Linked DNA regions of Homo sapiens: region 1 is linked to region 2. Evidence: read pairs that join two places in POLR2A ChIA-PET (ENCODE). Cell type or tissue: Caco-2. All regions are shown on one strand. Each heading gives the region's core, and the rest is flanking DNA. Links, peaks and the distances in the headings are about the cores only.

Region 1 (5,349 bases), core at 350-5,349, 90 kb before region 2:
AAGAGGGTGTTCACTTCCCACCCTGGTGCTGTTGCTGCAGACTGCTTTAGAGCTGCTGTCTCCTGGGCTCAGGCAAAGTGCCAGCATCAATCTTTGTCATCAAAATCCCCGTGTCTGCCCTGTGTGCTGGGTGCCCTTCAGAGCCAGCAGGCCAGTTCCAGGCATGCATTTAGGTAGAAGACTGAAGGAGGGACTAGAGAAAACATTCAGAATTAGACAATAAGGATGAAAGAGGGGCAGAATCAGGTAAAAGTAAATATTTCACCAGTCTGTGTCTTACTGATGCATACAGTAGTGTGCCAGTAACACTGTTCATTTCAACTTTTTGCAATGATGGAAATGTTGTATATCCATGCTGTCTGATATAGTAGCTACACATGGGTACTGAATACTTGCAATGTGGAAAGCGAGGATGTTTTTATCCAGTTTAATTTTTGTTTATTTATTTTTTTTGAGACAGAGTCTCACTCTGTCGCCCAGGCTAGAGTGCAGTGGCGTGACCTCGACTCATTGCAACCTTTGCTTCCCAGGTTCAAGCAATTCTCGTGCCTCAGCCTCCCTAATAGCTGGAATGACATGTGCATGCCACCATACCTGGCTAATTTTTGCATTTTCAGTAGAGATGGGGTTTCACCATATTGGCCAGGCTGGTCTTGAACTCCTGACTTCAAGTGATCCACTCACTTCAGCCTCCCAAAGTGCTAGGATTATAGGCATGAGCCACCACACCCGGCCCAGTTTAATTTTAATTAATTTAAATGCAAATAGTCATTTGTGGCTGGTGACTACTGTATTAGAGACACTAATGTTTCATTGTTTGTTTTTTTTTGAAATAAGATCTCTCTGTGTTGCCCAGGATAGAGTACAGTGGTGCGATCATGGCTCACTGCAACCTCCGTCATCTCCTGGGCTCAAGCTATCCTCCCACTTCAGCCTGCTGAGTAGCTAAGACTACAGGTGAATGCCACCATGTCCGGCTAATTTTTGTATTTTTAGTACAGATGGGGTTTCACCATGTTGCTCAAGCTGGTCTCGAACTCCTGGGCTCAGGCAATGTGCCCGCCTCGGCCTCCCAAAGTGCTGGGATTATAGGTGTGAGCAACCTCACCCGGCCAAGACACTGGTGTTTTAAAAGATAACAGAGAAACATAGGAGACCAGAGATTAGTGTTGGAGTTCTGGGGTCAGATCCCAGCTCTTCTATATATATTTGTTATTAGCTTGTAAAGAAGACACTTAAGCTCTCTGTACTACTTTTCATACAACTGTAACTGGGGCTTAATAATGTTTACCTTATGGTATTGTTATGATAGGTATGGTGGATGGAAGCTTGGATGGGAGGAAAGAGTCATTGACAAGTGTACTCTATCAACAAAACTGGCCGTAAGTATCTGGAAGAGGCAGAGGCCCAGGAGATGTGTACCTTTTCACAAACCCGGCAACCCTGGATTACCAATTGTGTTGCCAAATTGTTGCAGTTGCATTAAGATGTCACATTCATAGCTCTTTTTACTTTTTCAATGTTTTCATTGGAATCTTTCACTTTTATTCTGAGAAACAGATGTTAAAAGAAAAACTGTAGCCAAATTAAATTTAAAAGAGTTTAATTGAGCAAAGAACAATTTGTGAATCGGGCAGCCTCCTGAGCCAGAGTATGCTCAGAGACTCCAGCGCAGCCACATGGTGGAAGATTTATGGCCAGAAAAAGGAAAATGACAAACAGAAAAAAGAAGTGAGGAGGAGAAACAGCTGGATGGGTTACAGTTCGGTGTTTGCCTTATTTGAACACGTTTGAACAGTTGGCCATCCTTGACTGGCCAAAACTCAATGATTGACACAAAAGTAGACTACAGCCTGTATACAGCTCCATTTAGGTTATAGTTCATGATGTACAGAGAAACCTTTAGGCTGAACTTAAGATATGTAAGGAGGCAGCTTTATGCTAAACGTGATTTAACACTGGTAAGGCAAAGGCTATCAGTTGGATTTTCCAGATGAGAACACAGGCCAGGCACAGTGGTTTACGCCTGTAATCCCAGCACTTTGGGAAGCCAAGGTGGGAGAATCACTTCAGGCCAGGAGTTTGAGACCAGCCTGGGGAGCATGGTAAAACCCTGTCTCTACTAAAAATACAAAAATTAGCCAGGCATGGTGGCACACACCTGTAATCTCAGCTACTCGGGAGGCTCAGGCAGGAGAATAACTGGAACTCGGGAGGTGGAGGTTGCAGTGAGCCAAGGTCATGCCGCTGCACTCCAGCCTGGGCGACAGAGTAAGACTCCATCTCAGAAAAAAAAAAAAATTGCATAACAAAACCTTCTCTCTGGAAGACAGCAACTGCAGTCTTTACCACCAGAGAATCTCATGTATGGCTTCCACATGGCTGTGAATAAATGATTTTGTCCTGCAATCTCCTCCTTTGTCTGGCTGAGTTTATAAAGTGCTTGCTACTCAGGCATCAAGAGTATTTCAGCAGACATCTGCACATCCATTTGCTTATACTTTCATCCTATAATTATTTAATTACCTTCTTTTAGTGCCTATAAATAAGAGCTCTGTCATCTGAGAAAAGCCCAGGAAAAATAGAAGGACCATAGAATTTATTTTATTTTATTTAATTTATTTTTTTTTTTTGAGACTGAGTTTTGCTCTTGTCGCCCAGGCTGGAGTGCAATGGCACGATCTCGATTCACTGCAAACTCTGCCACTGGGGTTCCAGCAATTCTCCTGCCTCAGCCTCCAGAGTAGCTGGGACTATAGGCATGCACCACTACATCTGGTTAATTTTGTATTTTGAGTTAACTTCAGGTGATTTCGCCTGCCTCGGCCTCCCAAAGTACTGGGATTACAGGTGTGAGCCACTGCACCTGGCCAGAAGGGCCGTAGAATTGAAATTCAGGTGGGAAAACCACTTTCCCATCTTGGCATGCACAACAATGCCCCCTGTTGACTGAGGCATGCCAGCTTAAAAACAACAACAAAAACAAAGAGTAAGAAAAAAACCAAAATAAAACAAAACAGTCCTCCCCGCAATAACAACCAGCTTTATTGAGGTATAATTGTTATACAATAAATTGTCCTACTTAAAGGGTACAATTTGATGAGTTTTAACATGAGCATATGCTGGTGAAACCACTGCAGTCAAGATAATGAACGTTTCTATCCCAGACAGCTTTTCCATTTCAGGGCAAACAGGGTGAGCACCTAGTTCAATACTATGTGGTAAAAGCTATACCCTCCTTTTAAAAATAATAGCACCGGCCCCTGCAGGGCCTTATTTATTTATTTATTTATTTTGTAGAGATAAGGTCTCCCTATGTTGCCCAGGCTGGTCTCAAAACTCCTAGGCTCAAGTGATCTTCCTGCCTTGGCCTCCCAAAGTGCTGGGATTACTGGTGTGAGCCACCACACCCGGCTAAGGGCCCTCTTTATTTCAGTGTCTGTTCTCATTGGAAAGAGAGCCCTCCATTTGATCTGTATGTGGCCTTTCCTCCTCTCGTCCAGTTACAAGGCTTGTCATTCTGTTGAAGGCTAACTTCTGTGGTGCTTTGGTTCTTATCCTCTTCCAGCTTTCTAGAGATTCCTTTTTAGGGAGCAGTCTCTCTCTCTGCTGAATCATTCACTTATCTACTAGCTCCTTTTCAATAGTAAAAACAAATACAAACAAAGCAAACAAACAAAATTAGTACCTCTTTCTGCCTCCCCCTTCCTCCCTTTAGGCACCCCTTGCTGTACCTCATGCCTTCTTTTCTCGGCCAGACTTCCAGAAATAATTGTCCAAACTCACTCTCTCTCTCTCCACTTCCTCACTTCCCTCACTCTCTTAAAGCCACCCCCACCACCACCACCACACAGATACTATTCTTGACTAGGTCACTCACTACTTCCCTGTTGCTCAGTCCACTGGACCCAACTCAGTCCTTATCATACTCAGACACTGTTGACCATTCTGTCCTTTAAAAAATAGCTTTGTTTTTACAAAAGCAATTGATGCTTTACAAAAAAAAAAAAAGGCAAACAATAAATGAAAGAATTAGGAGGCTCCTCCATGGTTCACTTGGTCTCACTGCTGCAAACAGGGCCAGTACTGCAAGAACTCTCAGCAGCCAGCCAGCCACCCAGTGCAGCTGCCCAATTCACAGAGCAGCCCCAGAAAGTCCCAGAAATTAGTCACTGTAGCCTTCTAATTTGGGGAAATTTTCTTTTTTTTCCTCTTTTTTTTTTTTTTTTTTTGAGACTAAGTCTCACTCTGTTGCCCAAGCTGGAGTGCAGTGGTGCGATCTCAGCTCACTGCAACCTCCACCTCCCGGGTTTAAGCGATTCTCCTGCCTCAGCCTCCCAAGTAGCTGGGACTACAGGCACATGCCACCACGCCCAGCTAATTTTTTTGTATTTTTAGTAGAGACGGGGTTTCACTGTGTTGGCCAGGCTGGTTTTGAACTCCTGACCTTGTGATCAGCCTGCCTCAGTCTCCCAAAGTGTTGGGATTACAGGCGTGAGCCACCGCACCCAGCTGGGAAATTTTCATACTTGCTCTTTCATAGACATTATGGAAGCTTTGCAAATTTTTTTTTTTTTTTTTTTGAGATGGAGTCTCGCTCTGTGGCCTAGGCTGGAGTGCAGTGCCACGATCTCGGCTCACTGCAACCTCCGCCTCCTGGGTTCAAGCAATTCTCCTGTCTCAGCCTCCTGAGTAGCTGGGATTACAGGCACGCACCACCAAGCCTGGGTAATTTTTGTTTTTGTTTTTTGTTTTTGAGACAGAGTTTTGCTCTTGTTGCCCAGGCTGGAGTGCAGTGGTGCAACTTCGGCTCACTGCAACCTCCGCCTCCCAGTTTCAAGCGATTCTCCTGCCTTAGCCTCCCTAGTAGCTGGGATTACAGGCATGCGCCACCAGGCCTAGCTAATTCTGTATTTTTAGTAGAGACAGGGTTACTCCACGTTGGTCAGGGTGGTCTCGAACTCTCAACCTCAGGTGATCCTCCCGCCTCAGCCTCCCAAAGTGCTAGGATTACAGAGGTGAGCCACATGCTTGGCCTTGTATTTTTAGTAGAGATGGGGTTTCACCATGTTGGTCAGGCTGGTCTCGAACTCCTGACCTCATGATCTGCCCACCTCAGGCTCCCAAAGTGCTGGGATTACAGGCATGAGCCACCGCACCCAGCTGGACAAATTTTATATAAATAAGTACATACATACATGATCGGATGCGGTGGCTCACACCTGTAATCCCAGCACTTTGGGAGGCCAACGCAGGTGGATCACCTGAGGTTGGGAGTTCGAGACTAGTCCGACCAATATGGTGAAACCCCATCTCCACTAAAAATACAAAAATTAGCCGGATGTGGTG
Region 2 (5,378 bases), core at 60-5,059:
TTTTTTTTTTTTTTGGAGACAGGGTCTCACTCTATCACCCAGGTGGGAGTGCAGTGGTGTGATCTTGGCTCATGGCAACCTCTGCATCCGGGGTTCAAGCAATTCTGCTTCAGCCTTCCGAGTAGCTGGGATTACAGGTATAAGCCACCACCACAGCTGGCTAACTTTTGTATTTTTAGTAGAGACGGGGTTCCTCCATGTTGGCCAGGCTGGTCTTAAACTCCTGGTCTCAAGTGATCCGCCCGCCTCAGCCTCCCAAAGTGCTGGGATTACAGTCGTGAGCCACTGTGCTGGCCTAGGATTTCTTTTGCCTATGGTTGTTGGAAACCCAGGATTCAGACCACAGGCCTAGGGACAAAGCTGTTCCTTGCACTGAGGTGGAGCTTTGCTGTCCACAGGGCCTCCAATTCCACTGCACACCAGGCACTCTTTGCCAGCTGACCAAGGCACATGTGTCACACGTAGACAGTGCTCTCTCCTAAAACTATAGGTATTACTGTGTTCATAAAACACAGTGTATGTGAAAGCACCACTGAATTCGTGGCAGCTGGTTGCTATTGTGTTTATCCCAGCCAGTGGCTATTAAAAGTATAGCTACTCTCATTGTGGAATCCTTAGTGTTTTCATGTCAAAAGGGGTCCTCATTTATGGAGATTGAGAACCATGAGTGTACCATGTTTATTCTCAGACTGAAGGTGGCTGCAAAGTCCCACTGGGTTCTAGGACTTGGCAGTTATTATATTCTGGGCCTGTTTCTGTGGGAGTGGGGCTGTTTGTGGTTCTTATATGTCCCAAGACCTTCTTGGAGCTTAAGACATGGGATCTAAGTGGAAAGAAGGGTCAAGGATTTCCCCATATGGAGTGCCCAGTTCCAGAAGCAACTTACTGATATGATCAAAGGGGCTGGCCTTGGCCTTTGTGGGAGGCTCCCAGCTGTAGTTTCTGAAGAAGCAGCTTCAGTTACCTTCCTGGGCCCCAGTTTTCGCTACAGTTGGATAGGGATAGTCCCCCTCAGAGGTCCTTTCCTTTCTTACTCTAGGGAACCCCCTTGCTTTATTTTTCAGGACTCCTCCCCACCCCCACATCTAAATTGGTGGGTAAACCTAGGCTAGGAATCCATACATGTTGATCTCTAGTTCATGCAGTGAAGCCAGTAGCCACTCAGCAGCCCATATCCTTCAGGGTCCGTTTAGGGCCCTCCTTCTCCAGGAAGCCTTCTTGGATGTCTGCCCAGGGAGACAAGCATCTCTTTGATAATCAGCAGCATACAGCTTTGTCTCTACCTGTTACTTGAAAGCTTCATACACAAGACCTGTCTCCCCTGCCAGCAATTTGAAGACAGGTACCATGGCTTACTGCCACTTCTGACTTTGCTTACCTAGGTGCTCCTTATGGACAGGATGCCATCTTGGTCATTTTTGCATCTTTGGTGCCCAACAGTGTTTGGCACACAGTAGGTACTCAGAAACTGTTGCTTTTTACCATTTACTGCTGAGTCTGGCATGGTGCTGGGCACAAGGTAGCTGCCAATATAAAGGCTTGGTAATTGCTTGAGTCAATAAATGCTAGTTGATTGAATAAATGGTTCCCCCTTAAGATACAATCCTGAGTCTTTCATCCTATTGGCCCTAATGTCCTGAGACCCCAGACAACTCCTTTTCCTTATCTGTGGCATGAGAAGGTTGGTGGAGATAATCTTTAAAGCCTCCCCCACTTTAAGGGGAAAAATTATGAATGGTTATAGGCCAACTTCCAGTTTATTTCAGTAAACATTTAATAAGCACATATTATGTGCAGGGCAAGATGAATAAGACAAAATGCCAACTGTCAGTAAGCCTATGGCTTATGAGGGTTAAGGGGAGACACATGCACAGCTCAGGGCAGCCCCAAACCTGTGCCAAGCCAAGGAATGAGCGGTGTGCCAGGGACTGGGAAGTTAGGCACAGATTTTTCTTGAGGCAGAGGTGAGTGGGGAGGGCTCAGTGGGAGGCCCATCTCTGTCTCTCATTGGCCCCCTTCTGCATGACAAACCTCAGGACATCAATCACTTCTTTGAAAAGACTTCAGGACCACATTTGGGGAAATTAGGTTTAGAACAGCAGAGGCCTTGCTGAAAGGTGGTTCACCAAAGACAGAATTTTTAAGCACTAGATGTCATTAAAATCTTAATTGGCTCACTCAAAATTAAGGCAATGAAAAATTAAAGTTGATTTCCACTTGGCTCCTGCTGAGATTCTAGGGTGCCAGTGACCAGGGTTGAGCCTTATTCTTTACTGACGGGCAGGAGCCAGCAGGGCAGGGGAAGCCAGGCTGGAGATACTGCAGAGGAAGCAATGTCCCTGGCTCTTGGCTGCTTAGAAACTTTCTGGTTATGAACACAGGCTGTGCAGCAACCTGGTGTTAATTATTTATCTGAGAACCTATACTGCCAGAAATGACTATATTTCTTTCTCTTTGCTGCTCATCACCTTGGGACTGGCTAGTAGGTTCACTTCTGAAATGCTTATTAAGCACTTCCTGTATTCATGGCCTGCTTTTACTGAGCACTTACTATGTGCCAGGCACTGTTAGCACTTTATAGGTAGTAACTCATTTAAGCTTCAAAACAACCCTGTAGTTGCAAGGATAATTATCTGTATTTTATGGATGGAGAGTTCAGGCCCTGAGAGGTTAAATGACTTGCCCAAGGTCATAAACCCCAGCAGTCTTGCTCCAGAGCTGGGTTCTTAACTACCGTGTTATCCATATCTCAGTGTGTGGCAGGCAGTGGATACAATGGTGAATAAGGCAGATGCCTCCATATAGCTGATGGCCACATTAGGGAGGCAGATAATAAACAGTTACCACAGTTGTCATTGAACTCTGATTTAAGTACCACAATAGGAAAAGTGTAGGGTAGAAGAATTAATAAAGGGAGTGCTTTTGTCTTGGTCAGGTTGGGGTGGGTATTGTAGCAGGGGAAGTGCCTTCCCAGAGGAAGAAAGCTTTACATTGAAATCTGGTAGACAAGGAGTTATCAGGTGAAAAGGGGAAGGAATGATCCAGGCAGAGGGAATGGCATGTGCAAAGGCCTGGAGTCAGGAAGGTGGTTGGCTTCCTGAAGAAGTAGACTGCAGCCCTGGTGGCTGGAATGTAGTGAGCCACAAAGTGAACAGAGTGAGGTGGAGTCAGGCAGAGCCAGATCCCGTGGGCCCTGGGCCATGGTAAGGATTTAAAATTTTATGTAAGAGTCGTGGGAAGCCACTGAGGCATTCTGAACAGGGACTGAAATGGCAGATCTGGGTTTGAAAAGTTGACTCTGGCCACCAGGTGCAGAATGAATGCAGCTGGGCAAGAGCGGAGGCCAAGGCAGTGCCAGATGCGGGATGGTACCCAGCAGACCGTGTGGTGGCAGTGGGATGGAGAGAAGTAGATGGATTCACCTTGTATTTAGGAGGCAGGCTGACAGGATAGATATAAGGACCAGGATTCTGAGACTGGACTAAGGAGAAAGGCCCTTGTCCCCTTCTCCATCATATTCTCTAGATTGAGCACTTACACCAACCATATGTCAGCTTTTGACCTACTGGAGTGACTCCAGTGCCTTGGACAGAGCTTATACCTAATAGATGTTCAATAAATATTTACTTGAATTAAATGGAATGGAGAACTGGAACCCAGAGCAGATAAAGGGAAAGATGCATACTCAGGGATCAAGAAGAGAGGTATTGAAGAAGAAAACGGTCAAGAGAAGTAGGATACCAAGAACCCAGTTTCACAGTACCTGGGTGGTGGCACAGCAAGGGAAGGTTACCTGTCCATCCGGCCAGGCAGCAGCAGTGGCCTGTGACGGGGTCACATCCATCAGCATGGCTGCAGTCACAGTGTTCACTGCAGTTCAGCCCAAATGTGCCATCCTGTGGAGAAGACAGGGAGAGAAAAATGATCAGACCCAAACCTCCAGAGGTTTGTGTACTTCTATGGATCTTTTCTTTAATTTTTACTTTTGGAGGGTCCAGTGAGATCTACTGGATCTTGATGACAAAACTGAGCCAGAACCCCACAGAGATGCAGGGAGACTGGGGCTGGGGCACAATGGGGACACGTTTTGTAAGTGGGGATAACACAGCCATGAAGACACTCTGAAGAATTATTTGGCTGCATTAACAGGAGTATGAGGTTGAGAAGGAGGTGATACTCCTGCTCTACTTCTCAGTGGTCAAGCTCAAAGGCCTGTAATGATCATTAACTAAAACTGTAAATGAAAGTGCACTTTGCAGATTGTAACACATTGATCATCTGTGAGGAATGACTATGATTTATTCTTTGTTGCCGGGGAAGAAGGTAGTCACCAATTCTTATATGCTCATTAGGTATCAAGAGCCTCATATACTTAATTTTTCTTAATCCTCACAGCAATTCCATGATATGATTCCATTGTATTCCCACTTTAAAGATGAGAAACAAGGTTAGAGAGGTGAAGTAACATGCTCAAGGTAACAAAGGATGTGACAAAGCCAAGATTTGAACCCAGGATTGCAGGACTCCAAATTGCTCATTAAGGACTGCATTGCTCATCCAGCAATATCATATCAGTGGGTTTAACTTATTTGTATCTCAGACCTATAAGATGAAGTGATTAAGTCTGGGTGGTTATTATTGAACAGTGCTTGCTTTAGTCACCACACACTCTGATCATAAAAGTACAGACTGTTGGAACCAGAAGGAAGCTTAAACATTATCTACCAACGAATGGCAACTCTCATGGATTAGTAAGGGCTGTCTTGTAGCACTGGGTTGTGAAGGAATCTGAAGCTGCATTTGAGCTCAAGTGCCAGAGTCAATAATGTTTACCAAGAGCAGCACGGGAAAAGTGATGCCATGTCACCACATCTGCCAAGTATTTGCCATTTTATAGACGAGGGGGATGAGGGCCAAAGTAGTAAAATAGCCACAGAGAGGTTAGGACTAGGACTGTGACCTAAATCCAAGTGTCCCATCACCTAGCTTAGTGCTGTTCTCTGTGCACTCTTGTGGACGAACTAACACCAGGGAAAGGGCGTGAGGGGATGCGGAGCCCAACCTGTCCCTCCCCACCCTGGCACTCACCGGGCAAGGCAGCTCACAGGTGTCTCCCAGCCAGCCAGGAGTGCAGGAGCAGGAGCCGTCTATGGGGCTGCAGGCTGCCCCATTGGCACAGGTGCAGCTCTCGTTGCAGTTCAGGCCCCACGTCCCACTGGGACATGGCAGGGTGCAGTCCAGGCCCTGCCACCCTGAGGGGAGGGAAAGGGACTGTCACTTCTCCATCCAGGCCCAGTGTGTCTTTTTTGCCCACTCCCCCCAGCTCTGCACACAGCATTCCACCCAAACCACTGCTTTCCTGAGGGCTGGGTTAGAAC

The links. Peaks named below come from ENCODE experiments on the same cell type or tissue, not always from the same donor. Only the 100,000 strongest peaks of a DNase experiment are listed, where the experiment ranks them.
Region 1: POLR2A ChIA-PET joins it to region 2 with 5 read pairs; 4 of 35 experiments call an interaction of 5 or more read pairs at or near these places.

What each region holds. Positions count from the first base shown.
Region 1 is chr15:65,833,971-65,839,319 of GRCh38, forward strand. The region is part of intron 1 of LOC105370866 (a long non-coding RNA gene); the gene reads left to right. Among named protein-coding and RNA genes, the nearest start is that of TRQ-CTG1-4, 32 kb to the right of the region's middle. RefSeq lists an enhancer at 1-569. In Caco-2, for the core only: no CTCF peak of the experiment used is centred there; no DNase peak of the experiment used is centred there.
Region 2 is chr15:65,924,632-65,930,009 of GRCh38, forward strand. It overlaps MEGF11 (multiple EGF like domains 11), which reads right to left. Exons shown (of 26, transcript NM_001385028.1): 12 at 5,089-5,252; 13 at 3,794-3,896. Among named protein-coding and RNA genes, the nearest start is that of RAB11A, 58 kb to the left of the region's middle. In Caco-2, for the core only: no CTCF peak of the experiment used is centred there; a DNase peak (open chromatin) is centred at 3,124.